Regions from separate parts of the Homo sapiens genome. Here region 1 is linked to region 2. The links are chromatin loops, found by intact Hi-C in ENCODE. Cell type or tissue: ascending aorta. All regions are shown on one strand. Each heading gives the region's core, and the rest is flanking DNA. Links, peaks and the distances in the headings are about the cores only. Region 1 overlaps DNAL4 (dynein axonemal light chain 4). Region 2 has its middle 8.8 kb from the start of PDGFB.

Region 1 (7,676 bases), core at 1,438-5,437, 470 kb before region 2:
AAGTGCTGGGATTACAGGCGTGAGCTACCGCGCCCAGCCTGCTGGCTCTTTTTCTAATGTTAACTTGACCCTGGTTTGGCCCAGCCTTGAGCTTTCTGGGCACTCTTTCTGGGCTGTGCTCTTGATTTGATCCCCGCTCCAATGACTCGGTGCCACTCCATTTGGTCGGCTCCCTCGCATGAGGCTGGAAGCCTGGCACAGACCCCCCCCCCCATCCAATGACATTGGTATTTTCTGATTTCCCAGTGGACAGATGGCTCCACTTATCTCATCAATTCTGGGCATTTGTACCACTCAGATGTTAGCAGTTTTTGTTTGTCTCTCTCTACAAGCTGGTGAATTACCAAGCACAATTTCATTGTACTTTCTGGTCAGGTTCCTTATTTCACAAAATTCAGGGAATCATTTTGTCTTTGCTCATGAATGTGAAGGCGTATTTCCAATTCCAGGCTGTCCTCCTAGCCTTACTGCTTCCTCCTCTACCTTTGTCCAGGTGTGACAGAGGTGGCGGCTACACTGATGACAGAAGGAAAAGGGCACACAGTTTGTTTATCTCTGAGAATTTCAAGGGGGAACAATGAAAAATGTGGAAGCAGCTTCTTAGGCATCTTCCACTGAGATGTTTCCATTTGATTCAATTCATCCCGGAGGCTAAAAAGTGCTGGCATGTAGGAGCCAGGAGGGAACCAGGAGCCAGTTGTGGACATGCCACCCTCCAGGAGGTCAGGGTCTGTGACAGCTGCTCTAACATGCAGAATCCTGCTGAGATGTCCCATGACTTCAGAGGTATGACCAAGGCCCATTTCTCAGGAACAACGGGGAAAAGCCAGTGGGAGAGTGACCTGTGCAGCATCTTGCAGAGCTAAGAACTGTGTGGGCCGCAAGCCGGAGTGTGCAGGCATGGAGACCAGCTCTGTCAAAGACGAGCATTCTGCTCACTTCCTTTCTTTGCAGCCGTCAGCAAGTAATTTCACCTAAGCCTTGGTTTCCTTCTCTATGAAACGGGATACTAAATCCTATCTCTGCGTTCTCAGGAAGCTGTTGCAAGCCCCAGGTATGTGTATGTGAGCGATTTGAAACGTTAAAGCTCTCTGCGCTGTTATCACAGTGCTCTCTGCTACCAGCGTTAATCAGCCAGGACTTGGTCACCATGATTCAGCCAAGTTTACTAAGGGCCCTGACTACAAAGAGCTTTTTCTAACCACTACACATACTTCTGGGGACCTAAAAGAGATGAGACAGAATAAAAAGGAATCGTTATAGATGATGTGTTTCCAAATACAGAAAGGCAGGAGAATTTTTTATGACGCTGTATCATTATAGTACAGCTAGAGTCATTCAGCCACAGTCCTAAAACTCTCCTCAAAGAATGTTACCAAAAATAGCAGAACCAGAGGTTCTAACAACCTTATCAATCTTCCATGCAGAGAAGCATGTGCCTGAACTCTTGGAGCCAGAAAGAGTCATGTCAGGTCTAAAAGAGCCTTTTAATAATATAATTGTGGCTGGGTGCAGTGGCTCACGCCTGTAATCCCAGCACTTTGGGAGGCCGAGGTGGGTGGATCACTTGAGGTCAGAAGTTCGAGACCAGCCTGGCCAACAGGGTAAAACCCTGTCTCTACTAAAAATATAAAAATTAGCCGGATGTGGTGGTACATGCCTGTAATCCCAGCTACTGGGGAGGCTGAGGCAGGAGAATGGCTTGAACCCGGGAGACAGAGATTGCGGTGAGCCAAGATCACACCATTGCACTCCAGCCTGGGCGAAGAAGTGAGACTCAGTCTCAAAACAAAACAAAACAAAACAAAACAAAAACAAAACTGTGCCCACCGCCAGGGTACTTGAATCTCCTGGGTACAGAAGCTCGACTCCAGCCCATCTGGCCCACAGTGGTGCAAAGCCAGGGGCAGCCTTATTCCCTCTCCCACTACCCCTGCTCTCCTCCTCACTCAAGGGCCATCTGTGGGCTTTACATATCCTCACCCCCTCTGATGTGAGGCTCTTCCTAAGCAACAGTGGGCACAGACAAGGGCCCTTTATCTCATTGCCTGGTCAAGGCCAGTGTTCCTGGTCCTGCTATCCCTTGTTCTTTTGTGGCACTGACCTCAGTCACCATTCACTATTCTGTGTCTGAAGCGTCTGGGAAGAATCCTAAAGAGGGTTAGGGTGTGTGGGAGGGACTGGGAAAAATGAATGCGTTCTGGGAAATAAGGCCCAAAATATCTGCCAGCCCCCTGGGAGGGGGGCAGCCATTCAATGTCTGGAACATCCGCGGCCCTTAGATCACGGCTCGCCTCCCTGTACCACCCACCATGCACCTGAGAGATTGCAGGACACACCTGGAGCATGTCATGGTGGTTCTGAGTACAGACTCCACCGTCGGATCTGAATTCACATCTTGGTTCTGTTTTAGACAAGGGCTTACCTCCCTAAGCCTCAGTTTTCTTTTCTTTTCTTTCTTTCTTTCTTTCTTTTTTTTTTTTTTGAGACAGCGTTTTGCTCTTGTTGCACAGGCTGGAGTGTAGTGACGCGATCTCGGCTCACTGCAACCTCCGCCTCCCGGGTTCAAGCAATTCTTCTGACTCAGCCTCCCAAGTAGCTGGGATTACAGGTACGCGCCACCACGCCTGGCTAATTTTTGTATTTTTAGTAGAGATGGGGTTTCACCATGTTGGCCAGGCTGGTCTCGAACTCCTGACCTCAGGTGATCCACCTGCCTCAGCCTCCCAAAGCGCTAGGATTACAGGCGTGGGCCACTGCACCTGGCAGCCTCAGTTTTCTCATCTGGAAATTGGGGCTAAGGACTCAGCTCCTGTTACTGGTGCAGTAGGAAGGAAACTGCGATATCCTTCTTCATAGACCAACCTGCTACACATCTAAACGTGCAGCCAAACAAACCACTATCTCCCAAGTTCCCACTATGTGCAAACCACTGTGGTAGTAATGAAGGAGGAAAGAGTCACAAGGAAATTCTGTGAAACCTCTTGGGGCTGAGGTGGTAGTGGTGTGGCTATGGTGTGCCTTCACATCCACCATCTCATTTCATCCTCCTAACACCTGTGAGGGAAGGATCCAGCTCCCTATTCTCAGACAAGTCACTGGAGCTCAGAGAGGTTTTATGGGTGGCCTGAGGGTGCACAGCCGGCAATGGTAGAACCAGGATCGGAACCCCAATCCATCCTTCTGACTCGACCTTCTGTGCTTTCTCCTTTGGCACAAGCAAGTAGGAGACAAGCCAGTAACACAGATGACTTCGATACTCAGCATCCACCCATCCAGCCTCTGTCCAGGCCTGCCTCTTGCTTCCCGCCACATTGGGGACACAGGCGGGCACTCCAGTCTTCCTTGGCCTTCTAGCGAACAAATGAAGAACAAAGCTGACAGGGGAGGAAAAAGGATCCTAAGGACTTGGGCATTCGTCCAAGACGCTCGTAGTAAGGTCAGGAAATGATGCAGAAGCCAGGCTCCCAGACCAGTTTAAAGTGTGGGCAGACGCAGGGCTGCCATTTTAAAATTCTGCTGCAAAAGGGCCTTAGAAGATACATCATCTACTACAAAAGAGGAAAATTTGGCAGAATAAAGATCAGCCCTCCTCAAGAAAAGTCAAACACACGAAGTTGTTTTTACGTGGTCCTTATTTTTTCTCATTTTGCTGCGGTCCAATGAAAACTTAATGTGCCTGGGACTGAGGGAGGAGTGGAGGGAAGGAGAGGAGGGAGGGAGAGAAGAGAGGCCTGCTGTCTGGATCTGCAATTCTCAACATTTCCTCATGTCCGACACCATGTGATAAGTGACATTGACTCACACATGCACCCTCAAGGACTTAGCCAGACTTGGATGAAATCCCAGACAGTTTTGTCAAGATACAAAGTATAAGGAAAGTCACAACCATCACAGCTATTAGCTCCCGGAGAACAGCTGCTCGCCACACACAGCAGGGCAGGCTCCCGCCCCGCTCTCTCCCACTCAAGAGAACAGATTTGAATCTAAGGGAGTAAGAGTGACATTATCACAGAAATAAATTGGACTTAGCATGGATTTATTTTTTAGAAACTCATTCACAATTGCTAATTACCAGTGACATCTCACAACCGATCACGACTTAACTGTGCCCGTGAGTCCAGATTCCCTGGGGCTGAGGAACTTGATTTGGCTCTAGATGCCCCAGAGCACAAAGGCCAGTGTCTGGCACACGGCAGAAGCCCAGAAATTATCCAAATTGCAATTAACTTATATTTCATTTGCCCCATGGGAGGGGAGAGGACCTATCACATCCATTCAAGACTATTTATTGAACACTGATCCTGAGCCAGGCACCAGAATGGGCGATCTACATACAGGATGTCCCTCCCCCAGTCACTCTGTCAGACAGGTACTACTAGCCCTACGTTACTGGTATAGCCACACAGCCTGAAAAAAAGAGAGTTTCCACCTAGTTAATAAACAAAGGGGCTAGGATTTGATTGCAGGTATATATGACTTCAAAGATTATGCTTTTTCTTTTCTTTTCGAGACAGGGTCTCACTCTGTTGCCCAGGCTGGAGTGCGGTGGCATGATCACAGCTTACCGCAGCCTCAACTTCCCAGGCTCAGATGATCCTCCTGAGTAGCTCATGCTACCACACTCAGTGGTGGCACACTACAGGCTTGTGCCACCATACTCGGCTAATTTTTTTATTTTTTGGAGAGACGGGGTTTTGCCATGTTGCCCAGGCTGGTCTCAAACACCTGAGCTCAAGCAATTTGCCCACCTCAGCCTCCCAAAGTGCTGGGATTATAAGCGTGAGTCACCATGCCTGGCCTGATTATGCTTTTTCAACTACTCGACTATAATCATCAGACAGTCCCTGCCTTTAAGGAGCTTACAATCTAATATGGAGACCAACAGGCATACACAAGGAACTAACTATGGTTCCTGGCAGCCTGGCAGAAAGTAGTGCCACAAGACAGGCATACTTGCAGTGGTGAGGAGGGTGAGATAAGACAGCAAAAGGAGCTTGCTGGCAGGGGCAGCATTTGAGTCAGGCCTGGAAAGGTGAGGAAGAATTGCAACAGGTGGACGAGGTGAGGAAGACCTTCCAGGCGGATGAACACAACAGTGCCAAGGCAGAAAGTACAAAGCATCTTCTGGGAAAGTCTAACAGTCCGATTTGGCTAGAAGATAGAATTTGGCAAAGAAGGGAGAAATAAATCTGGGGAAAAAGACTGGGGTTGGGCTGTGGACGTGTAGATGGGTCCTGAAACCTATGCTTACATATTTTTGTAGACATGGGGTCTCTATGTTGCCCAGGCTGGTCTTGAACTCCTGGACTCAAGTGATGCTCCCACTTCAGCCTCTCAAAAGTGTTGGGATTACAAGTGTGAGCCACCATGCCTGGCAAGATGTGTGGATCTTTTTCATAGTGAATGGGAAGCCCTTTGGAGGTCTCTAGGTGGCTGGTGACATGGGTGGGCTGGGTTGACAGGAGCAGAGACCGGAGGTAGGAGCAGTCGCTAGGAAGCTGCAGTAATGGTCCAGGGGTATTAATGTCACAGGCATGAAATACTTGAAGGAGAGTGGTGGCTTCAGGAATGGAGACGATGTGAGCTCTGCATGCAGCAGAATCAAAACAACCTGACAACTGCCCAAATGGAATGAGCATGGTGGAGTGAGGAATGATGCCCAGGAGGATGGTGATGCCACTGATGGGGAGAGGGGAAACCAGGTGGCACAGCTGGGTAGAGAAGCAGGTCAGTTTCATTTCAGAGCTGCAAAGTTTAAGTTGCTGGTAAGATACGCAGATGGAGGTATCTAGTCAGGAGAAAGAAATCACCAAGTCATGGGCTATCGGGGCAGGAGGGAAGCCATCAAGTCCAACTATCGCATCAACACAGTCATGCGTTGCTTAATGACAGGGGCATGTTCTGAGAATCGTTAGGCGATTTTGTTGTGTGAATGTCATAGAGTGTACTTACACAAACCTAGATGATGTAGCCTACTACAGACCTAGGCTATATGGTACGGCCTATTTCTCCAAGGCTACAAACTTGTATAGCATGTTACTGTACTAAATACTGTAGGCAACTGTAATGCAATGGTGTTTGTGTATCTAAACATAGAAAAAGTACAGTTGGCCGGGTGCGGTGGCTCACGCTTGTAATCCCAGCACTTTGGGAGGCTGAGGTAGGTGGATCACTTGAAGTCAGGAGTTCGAGACCAGCCTGGCCAACATGGCAAAACCTCGTCTCTACTAAAAATACAAAAATTAGCTGGTGTTGTGGCGCGCGCCTGTAATCCCAGCTACTCAGGAGGCTGAAGCAGGAGAATCTCTTGAACCTGGGAGGCGGAGGTTGCAGTGAGCAGAAATCACACCACTGCACTCCAGCCTGGGCAGCAGAGCGAGTCTCCACCTCTAGAAAAAAAAAAAAAAGGACAGTAAAAATATGCTATAAAAGATAAAAAATCATACACCTATATAGGTCACTTCCCATGAATGAAGCGTACAGGACAGGAAGTTGCTCTGGGAGAATCAGTGAATGAGTGGTGAAGGCCCAGGACATTACTGGACACCACTATAACTTTATTTTACTTTTTAATTTTTATTTTATTTTATTTTTTGAGATGAATCTTGCTCTTGTTCCCCAGGCTGGAGTGCAAAGCCGTGATCTCGGCTCACTGCAACCTCCGCCGCCTGGGTTCAAGCGATTCTCCTGCCTCAGCCTCCTGAGTAGCTGGGATTACAGGCACGTGCCACCAAGCCGGGCTTATTTTTGTATTTTTATATTTTGTATTTTTAGTATTTTGTATTTTGTATTTTTAGTAGAGATGGGGTTTCTCCATGTTGATCAGGCTGGTCTCAAACTCCTGACCTCAGGTGATCTGCCCGCCTCAGCCTCCCAAAGTGCTGGGATTACAGGTGTGAGCCACTGCGCCCAGCCTATTTATTTTTATTTTTTAGATGGAGTCTCACTCTGTTGCCCAGGCTGGAGTGCAGTAGTGTGATCTCAGCTCAATGCAACATCCACCATCCGGGTTCAAATGATTCTTCTGCCTCAGCCTCCCAAGTAGCTGGGATTACAGGCGCCTGCCACCATGCCTGGCTAATTTTTGTGTGTTGTTTTTTTTTTTTTGAGTACAGATGGGGTTTCACCATGTTGGGCAGGCTGGTCTCCATCGCCTGACCTCAAGTGATCCCTCTGCCTTGGCCTCCCAAAGTGCTGGCATTACAGGTGTGAGCCACCATGCCTGGCCACTACTGTAACTTTATTTATAAACACCGTAAAAAATTTACGTAAATTTAGGCTGCACTAAATTTATAGAAAATATTTTTCTTTCTTCCATAATAAGTTAACCTTAGCTTACTGTAACTTTTTACTTTGTAAAAGTTTTGATTTTGTTAACTTTTTGACTCTTTCGTAGTAACACTTAGCTTAAAACACAAACACATTGTACAGCTATACAAAAATATTTTCTTTCTTTATATCTTTATTCTATAAGCTTTTTTCTACTTATAAATTTTCTATTTCTTTTTTACTTTTTTTTTTTTGAGACAAAGTTTTACTCTTGTTGCCCAGGCTTGAGCGCAATGGCGCTATCTCGGCGCACTGAAACCTCCACCTCCCGGGTTCACGCCATTCTCCTGTCTCAGCCTCCTGAGTAGCTGGGATTACAGGTGCCCGCTACCACGTCTGGCTAA
Region 2 (7,676 bases), core at 2,136-6,135:
CTTCTCTCAGACCTTCTCACCCTAATGAGGCTCTGGCCACTGGCCTGTGAGTGCCAGGGAGGCAGGAGAGGAGACCCCCAGGAAGGCAGACAGATGGACCCCCAGGCCTAAGCCAGCCTGGAGGAGCCCACCCTGCGGCCTTGGGCCTTGTCCTGTATACAAAGGCGAGGGAAGCGCAGTGTTTGTTTTCCCAAAGCTGATGCATTTTTAGCTCCTCCAGGCTCCAGACAAGGAAGAGGATGTTTGGACGGGGCAGCTTGGACCTATCTGCCCTGCAAGCTGGCTGGAATTCGAGTGAAACCGTCCTGGGGTGAGGGGAGCTGGGCCAGATGGGCTGGAGGATGACCCTATCGGGGGTCTGGGCCCCCCCTCCCCACCTTGATGCTTGAAGTCTGGCTCTCCCCAGAGAAGGCCCATCCTGACAGCGTCCTTTGCTGCCTGCCTCTTGGGCCTGGAGTGAGCCCGTCATCAGGACAGCCTCCCTTGCAGAGCATTCACCCTGGGCCAATCGTGCTCTTGAGCTGACAGCCTGAGGAAGGCGGTAGGACAGTGATTACCATTTGACCAGCAAAGAAAGAGAGCCTGGCTGAGCCCTGACCCACTCCTGGTGCTCTGATCTGTTCATCCGGGGGAGGAGAGGAGACTGAGGCTCCGAGAAGCCTGCTGGCTTTCCCACCGCCACCCAGCAAGGAAGCAGCAGTGTCGGGATTTGATCCAAGGCTGTGATGCCGAAGCCCACAGCTTTGCCACCTCCCAGCCACACGATGCCTCCCTGTGTGCCTAGATGGCAGCTGCCTAGCCTTCTTCATGCCATGATGCATACATACAAAATTATACGGACTACATGGAGAGGCTATGCAGGGCTGGAGGCAGTGGGCCCAAGGATTCGGGGGGGCCCCGGGTCCACCCCCACCCCAGAGACAGAAGCCATTTGCTTGTGGTGGGTCCACAGGTGGGAAACGATGGAATAGGTATGGGTTAGCCAGCCCTTTCCAAATCAGGGCATCCTTTCAGTCGCTTTCTAAGAGTTTGACTGAGGATTCTGGAAGGGATGGAGCTGGGAAGCAGAGACGGACAGGCAGTGAGCGGGCACCCCTCTTGGTGGGGATCCCAGCTTGCTAGAGGAGACTGCTTGTAACTGCAGGAAGCATGGTGAGCCTATCAAAAGAATGGGAAGCCAGCCACAGTATAAAAGTCACAAACTTAGGCAGGAGCAGTGGCTCACACCCATAATCCCAGCACTTTGGGGGACCAAAGCAGGCGGATCACTGGAGCCCAGGAGTTGGAGTCCAGCATGGGCAACACAGCAAAACCCCATCGCTACAAAAAAAATAGTAATAATACAAAAATCAGCCTGGTGTGGTAGCGTGCATCTGTAGTCCCAGCTACTCAGGAGGCTGAGGCGGGAGGATCGCCTGAGCCAAGGAGGTCGAGGATGCAGCGAGCCATGATCACACCACTGCACTCCAGTCTGGGCAACAGAGTGAGACTCTGCTTCAAAAAAAACTAAAAGTCACAAACTTTCCACCAGTATTCATAAGAGCAAACTCTGTGTAGCCTTGGCCGTGCAGTTGGGCAGCCGGCTCTGCACCTGTAGGTGCAATAACTCATTTGAGCTGCACGACACGTGGGCATGAGAGGAGCTCTTGCCACCCCCATTTCACAAATGGGGAAACCAAGGTCCACAACAGCTCTGCCAAAGTCAGGGATGGCTGAGGGCAGAGCCAGGACTTGAACCCAGGCAGCTCAGTGCCAACATCCCTGCCCTGCACTTCTCTACCCATCTGCCAGGCAGGCAAAGATGAAAACACACCCGCCCAGTTCACTGGGGCCTCACCCTCACTCACCCATAGATTCCCATGGGCTATCTCTGTGCCTTCCTCTCACTGCTGCCGTGAATTGAAAACTGTACTAAAAAAAAGTACTTTTTAAAAAGTTAAACACTGTGATTTTATATGTTTCAAACTCATACATTAACTCACTGAACCACCCAACAATCCAGGGAGAGAAAAATACGTTATCCCCATTTTACAGGCATGAAAACTGAGTCCTGGGCCTGGAGGAACAACGTCCGCAGCCTCGGTGTCGTCGTCTGTAGAATGGGTATCCAGACACGATCTGATTGTGGGGAGTGTGTGCGGACGTGCATGGCACGCCTCCGGAGTTATCCTCGGGAAGAATTGGCCATTCCACCACCAGCTCACCTCTCTGGAGCCCCCTGCCCTAGGGGGGGCTTACAGGCCAAAGCAGGCAGGCAGGTAGACAGTCGGAAAGACCCAGACGACTGTATAAACACCCTGGGGCCGTGGTTATATAAGTCAATAAGCAAACAGAGGGCAGCCGGCATGAGTGACTAAGAGTCTTAATAGGAACCACCGCAGCCATGGGCATAGTACGTGCTCCCCGGGCACAGATGTGCTCTGGCCATGGGGCACGTCCCTGCTGAAGCCACAGAGTTATCATCGATGGTCCCAGGTGGAAGGGGTGTTCCATGGAGGATGGGCTTTCCTCTGCCCCTTCCCCCTTGGGGCACCAGGGGACCTCCCTGTTCTTCCTTGGATAACGACAGTGCTCACCACGCCCCCTCCCAGCTGTGGGACCCTGGGTGAGTGTGATTCTGGAACCTGTCCCATTTGGTAATGGGGTTAAGCTAGCAAATGAATGAAGGGGGTTGGCACAAACGGAGCACTCCATACATGGGAGCTGTGGTTACCTTCCTCCCACTTGGCTGAGGCACCTGAGGCACAAACCTCATTCAGTCGCACAATCTGCCTCAAAGGGAAGCAAGCGGCATGGGAAGGATCATACCCCTCTTACAGATGGGAAAACTGAGGCTCAGAGAGGGAAAGTGACTTCTCTAACATCACCCTGTTGGTTAGAGGTGGAGCTGGGTTTGAACTGAAGTCACAGCACTCCCAGGAAAGTGCTCAAAGGGAGGGAAGAATGAATTAAGCCAGAAAGACAGATCCCCCCATCCCACCCACCAGTGTGAGTGAGATATTTTCCCATGTGGGATCTGGTGGGGGCGTGCAGGGAGGGTGAGCGTGCCTGTGTGATGCGGTGTGAAGGGCGACTGGGGGGCCTGCGTGCACACAGGCATTGTGGGTGTAAACCAATGTACACTGGCCCGGGAGGAAGGGAGGATGAAAACACCCCCTGGCAGCCAGCAATGTCCCACTCGGGAGACACCCAGGGCGCCGGCCCCAGCCGAGCAGGCTAGAGACCCCAGGCGCCGGGGCTTCCCTTCCCTAAAGACCACCAGTGGGGGAGGGGAGGATGCACCTCAGCCTCCAAGCCTCATCTCCCTGTCCATCCCCCTCCCCAGCTCCTTCCTGTTTTGATGGAAGGAAAATTTTTCAGCTTTTTCCTTCTTTATTTTTCCAGACGGGTGACTCGCTCGGGAAAGGAACTCCCCCCTCCCCAGACCATCATAACACCTATAGGTCCATGCCATCGAGGCAGGCCCATCCTGTTATGCTGAAATAGGCATGGTTATTTTGGGGTGCCTTACGGGGGTGGTGCCCCAGGGGAGGGGACGTGGGGGTGCTCAGCTGCCTTCTTCTAGTCCACGTCCCCCTCCCAGGTTCCTCCCCACCCCCACCCCGTCCTCCCTGCCCGAGTTCTGGGAGGAGGGAAGGAAGCCTGCCAAGCCAGGGTATAAATAACCCAGGTGGTTACTCAGCTCCTGAGAACATGATAACATGAGTCATGACGTGAAATCAACAGGAGCAGCGAGCGCCCGGGCCGCCGCCCCGGCAGGGCAGTGGGCTGCAGGGAGCGACCGCGAGGGGCCGGGACTGCAGTGGGCAGGGCCCAGGCTGATGGGTGAAGCTGCTGCCCTGTGCCTGGTCCCAGGCAGGCCTCTTCCCAGCTCAGACCCTTGGTTTACTCATCTGGCATACACGGGGTGGGGGCTGCCTTCCTTCCCCAGGTCCTCCTGCAGCTGGAGAGAGGAAAGGAGGGCGGGGGTGAGCTCTGAACATCCCTGGGGCCTTTGCCTGTGCCTGACACACAGTGGTGGACAGAACCAGCCCACTGGAACTTCCAGTCCCCTCTCCCCATTTCCAGGGCAGATGGCCCAAGGGGTTCCCTGAGCCTCAGTGGGACTTGCGGGAAGGGAGGAAGGGGGCTTGGACAGGAGCAGGAGGGTCCTGAGCACAGGGACTGCAGAGCCTTCACCCACCAGGGTGGCCCTGAATCCAGGACAATCTGCAGCCTCCTCTGGCGCCCGCTGCAGTGTGGCCTGAAGCGTGGGCACAGAAACAGGACACCCTGGAAGACCTCCGGCCAAGCCAGTGTGACCAGCCCAGGCAGCTTGGCCGGGCTGCTGGCCCATCTCTGGTGCTCGCAGGCCAGGGGGCAAAAGCCAGCGCCCCTGCATCCTCACCCACGTCCTCGGCTCCGGGCTCATCTCCAGAGCATCACAAGCCTGGACCCCAGGTTGCCATGGCAATGGGTTCTGGAGTCTGTGCAGGGCAAGTCACCCTCTCCTGTCCACCCGCAGCTGCTAGGCCTGGTGGGGGGCAGCAGGGCGATGTGTGGGGGCAGGGCCTGTCCTGGTCGTAGGACAAAGGGCGGGGGGCACAGCTGGTGCTGCTGACCTGGGCTGGGAGCTGGGGCATTATCCTCCACGTGGCCTTCAGCAACTTAGTCTCCCAGCCGAACCTCAGACCCCTGCCTGGGCAATGGCAGAGGAGGGGGAGGATAACGCCTGTCCTGGCTATTATGAGGGGCACGCTGCAGAGGGCGTGTTATCAGGAGAGCAAAGACCCCTCTTCCTCTTTGAGGCATCGCCCTCTACACCTTTGGCCTTATCAGAAGGGCAGCACCCCCAGAGCTCGCACCCCACCTCATCTGCCCTGACCCTTGGCCCAGCTTTCTCTCCAGGTGGGGGGTTCACCGCACCCACCGCCCGCGACCCCTGCATGCCCAGACAGCTTGGCATGGCTCAGACCCAGCATTCAACGGGCAGCCTGCCCTCTGGCCCCTCACAAACAATGGGGACTCCAGGAATATTGTCCCGCCCGGGCTGAATCAAACGCTCTAAATTTAGTCTCTCTGATGTGTCCTCCGTTTCCTGCCCCTGCTGCCCTCCTTTCAAGGCGATGAGGTCACCCCGGAACTGCCTGCCCCAGCAGCCAGACCAAGGGGGTTTCCAGGCCCAGGACTGCTCTCCTGCTCTTGGGGAACGGGGTTTCATGGGGACCAGGGGACATGGGCCTTCCCTCCTTCCCACCCTGTGCTGCCTTGCCAGGCCCCCGGGCTGCTGGGCCCCATGGTCAGGGCCTGAGGCAACCCTGTCCCAGCGCTGAGGACCCAGGAACATGCCACCAGCCTGGGATGGGGGAGGCCACGGAGGGAGGGAGCAGTGAGCCCCCAGGGAGGAATCTCGAGCTGAGGGACCAGGAGTTCGGGCTTGTTCTGAGAAACGCACAGTGTCAGAGTCACTCATTCAGAAAGACTGAGAGAGCCTGCCGAGAGCTGGGTACCGGAGACGCGTCCCTGCCCTCTCAGAGTTGACAGTCCAGAGGCAAAAAGGACAATCGGCAAGTAAATAGTAAATGAACAAGAAGACCCCGGTTGTGAGAAAATGTTATAAAGCAAATAAATCAGAGAAATGTGATCACAAACCCTGGGTGGGTGAAGGGTACAAGTTTAGGAAACGGGTCAGGGAAGGCCTCTCTGACATTTGAGCTGAGCCTTGGATGACCAGAAAGAACTATTGAAAGATCTGGGTGGGGCCAGAGGAGGGGTGAGTGGCAGATGCCCCAGGAGAGAAGAAAGTTGTCCAGGAGGGGCCCGTGCACTGGAGGCAGGGGACGGGGCAGGCACAGGGGCAGGGGGACGAAGCCAGAGGCACTCCCTCCCCCAGGGTGCTGAGCAGGGGAGCCCCCTGACTCAGTTTTACAAAGAGCCGTTGCCGCTGTGTAGAGATGGGACAGGGGAGGCCAGGGAGGAGGCTAAAGTCACAAGATCTTGGAACAATAAAAACCAAGTGTCCTAAGTCGTTTGCTCGAAGGCGCCTTCAAGATTTGCCTGTTTCAGCCCTGTCATGAGTCTCTGAGGCCCAGAGAGGGCATGTGTCTTGCCCAAGGTCACACAGTGAGTCAGAGCTCTGCCTGGAAAACCTTCGACCGGAGGGAGTGAGGGGTACCTGACCACCTGAGAAGGATGTATCTTTTTAGGAACACCACGTCTGAGATGCTGTCCTCGGCCTAGCTCCCCCCAGTCTGGAGGCTGTGCTGTCGCCCCATCCAGGCTTCTGTTGGGGTGGGGCAGCCCAGAGATGCCTAGTTCCTGGGGGGTGGGGGCGGTCTGCCCTGTCCCTTCCCTGGTCCCTCCTACGTCCTGCGGGCAGGTGTGCCCGCTCTGGTCCCACCCACAATCCTCCCCAGCCACAGCCCTCTCCCCACACTCCTGCCTTGAGCATCTCCCAGAAGCCCCTGCTCTCCTGCTCTGCCAAGAATCCAGGTTTGGCAGGGAATTGGGGGGGGACTCTGGAATGTCGCTTTCCGGTGCCAGCACCAGCGTGCCAGCCTCAGCAGAGGCCCCGGGGGTGGACAGGGGATCACCGGATCTCGTCTGGAAGGGGAGGCTGGCAGCCATGTGCCACCGGAGGAAGGCAGGGCCCTGCCTGCTGAGTCGGATGGGGGACATCCGGGTGTCGGAGCTGCCCGGGCTCCCTGGCTCCTGACCTGCTCTTTCTACCTGCCGTCCGTCCTGTGCCCAAGCAACAGTGCCCCCAGCCCACCCTTTGGTGCCTCTTGGTTCACACATGGACCTTGTAGAGGCTGGGTAGTGTTCTGTGTTGGGGATTCCTATTAGCCCTTCAGACACTGAGTGTGAGGAAAGGCTTTAGACAGAAACGGATCTAGGTTCAAATCCCATCTCTTCTGGGCCTCAGTTTGCTCATCTACAAAACAGACAGAGCCCCTGCGTGAGAGCTGGGTGTGAGAATTTAACAAGCTGACATGGACACCCCACCACAAGCCCTTCTCTGCTGGCTCCCTCCCTCCCCCAGCACCCTACATGGTATCCCCAAGCCCTGGCCACTCAGGGGAAGCAGAAAGCTTCTTGGCTCTGCCGGCCAGAGGGAGGGCCTGGAAGGGGAGCCCAGGGGAGGTGGAATAGTGGGGAGGCGAGGGGTGGTGGGGTACATGGTTAGGCTCTGACTCAGGAGCCAGGCAGACCTCTGCTTGAGCCATGGCTCCTCTGCTGGCCAGCTGTGTGGCCTTGGACAAGTTACTCAACCTCTCTGAGCCTTGGTTTCCTCATGTGTCTAACAGTAATGACAGTGGTGCCTACCCCACTGGGGTAATGGAGACATCATTACTGTTAAGTTATCTGCTAGTAGGTGAAAGAAGGCATGAGGGGAGCACCTGTCCCCCACCAGCCCCAGATTGTTGGAAGCTTCTGGTGGGGAAGGGGCAGCTTGAGCCCCTGGAGGAGGAGAAGGCCCCAGACCCAGCCTCACTAGGCAGCAGAAGCCGGGGTGCCAGGACACTCCGAGGACCCCAATGCTCCCAGCCGTACTGGAGGTGGAGCTGGGTGGGACCTCCCTTTTCAGCCAGTTATCCTTCAGGCCTGGGCCAGAGCTGCCCCCTTCCCTCTGCCAGCAGGGCCAGGCCAAGAAGCCTTTATTTTCAAACCTTTGAACAATGCCTGGCCAGGCATAG

What was found. Peaks named below come from ENCODE experiments on the same cell type or tissue, not always from the same donor. Only the 100,000 strongest peaks of a DNase experiment are listed, where the experiment ranks them.
Region 1: a loop joins it to region 2, with 2.1 times the contacts of the local background. A loop is called at or near these places in 1 of 110 quality-filtered maps.

What each region holds. Positions count from the first base shown.
Region 1 is chr22:38,784,774-38,792,449 of GRCh38, forward strand. The region is part of intron 1 of DNAL4 (dynein axonemal light chain 4); the gene reads right to left. Among named protein-coding and RNA genes, the nearest start is that of DNAL4, 5.5 kb to the right of the region's middle. In ascending aorta, for the core only: no CTCF peak of the experiment used is centred there; a DNase peak (open chromatin) is centred at 3,846; H3K27ac peaks cover 3,211 bases.
Region 2 is chr22:39,249,930-39,257,605 of GRCh38, forward strand. No RefSeq gene overlaps it. Among named protein-coding and RNA genes, the nearest start is that of PDGFB, 8.8 kb to the left of the region's middle. RefSeq lists a silencer at 3,695-3,744 and enhancers at 4,220-4,998, 4,915-5,209, 4,966-5,215, 4,999-5,777. In ascending aorta, for the core only: no CTCF peak of the experiment used is centred there; DNase peaks (open chromatin) are centred at 3,181, 3,672 and 5,072; H3K4me3 peaks cover 1,249 bases; H3K27ac peaks cover 2,639 bases.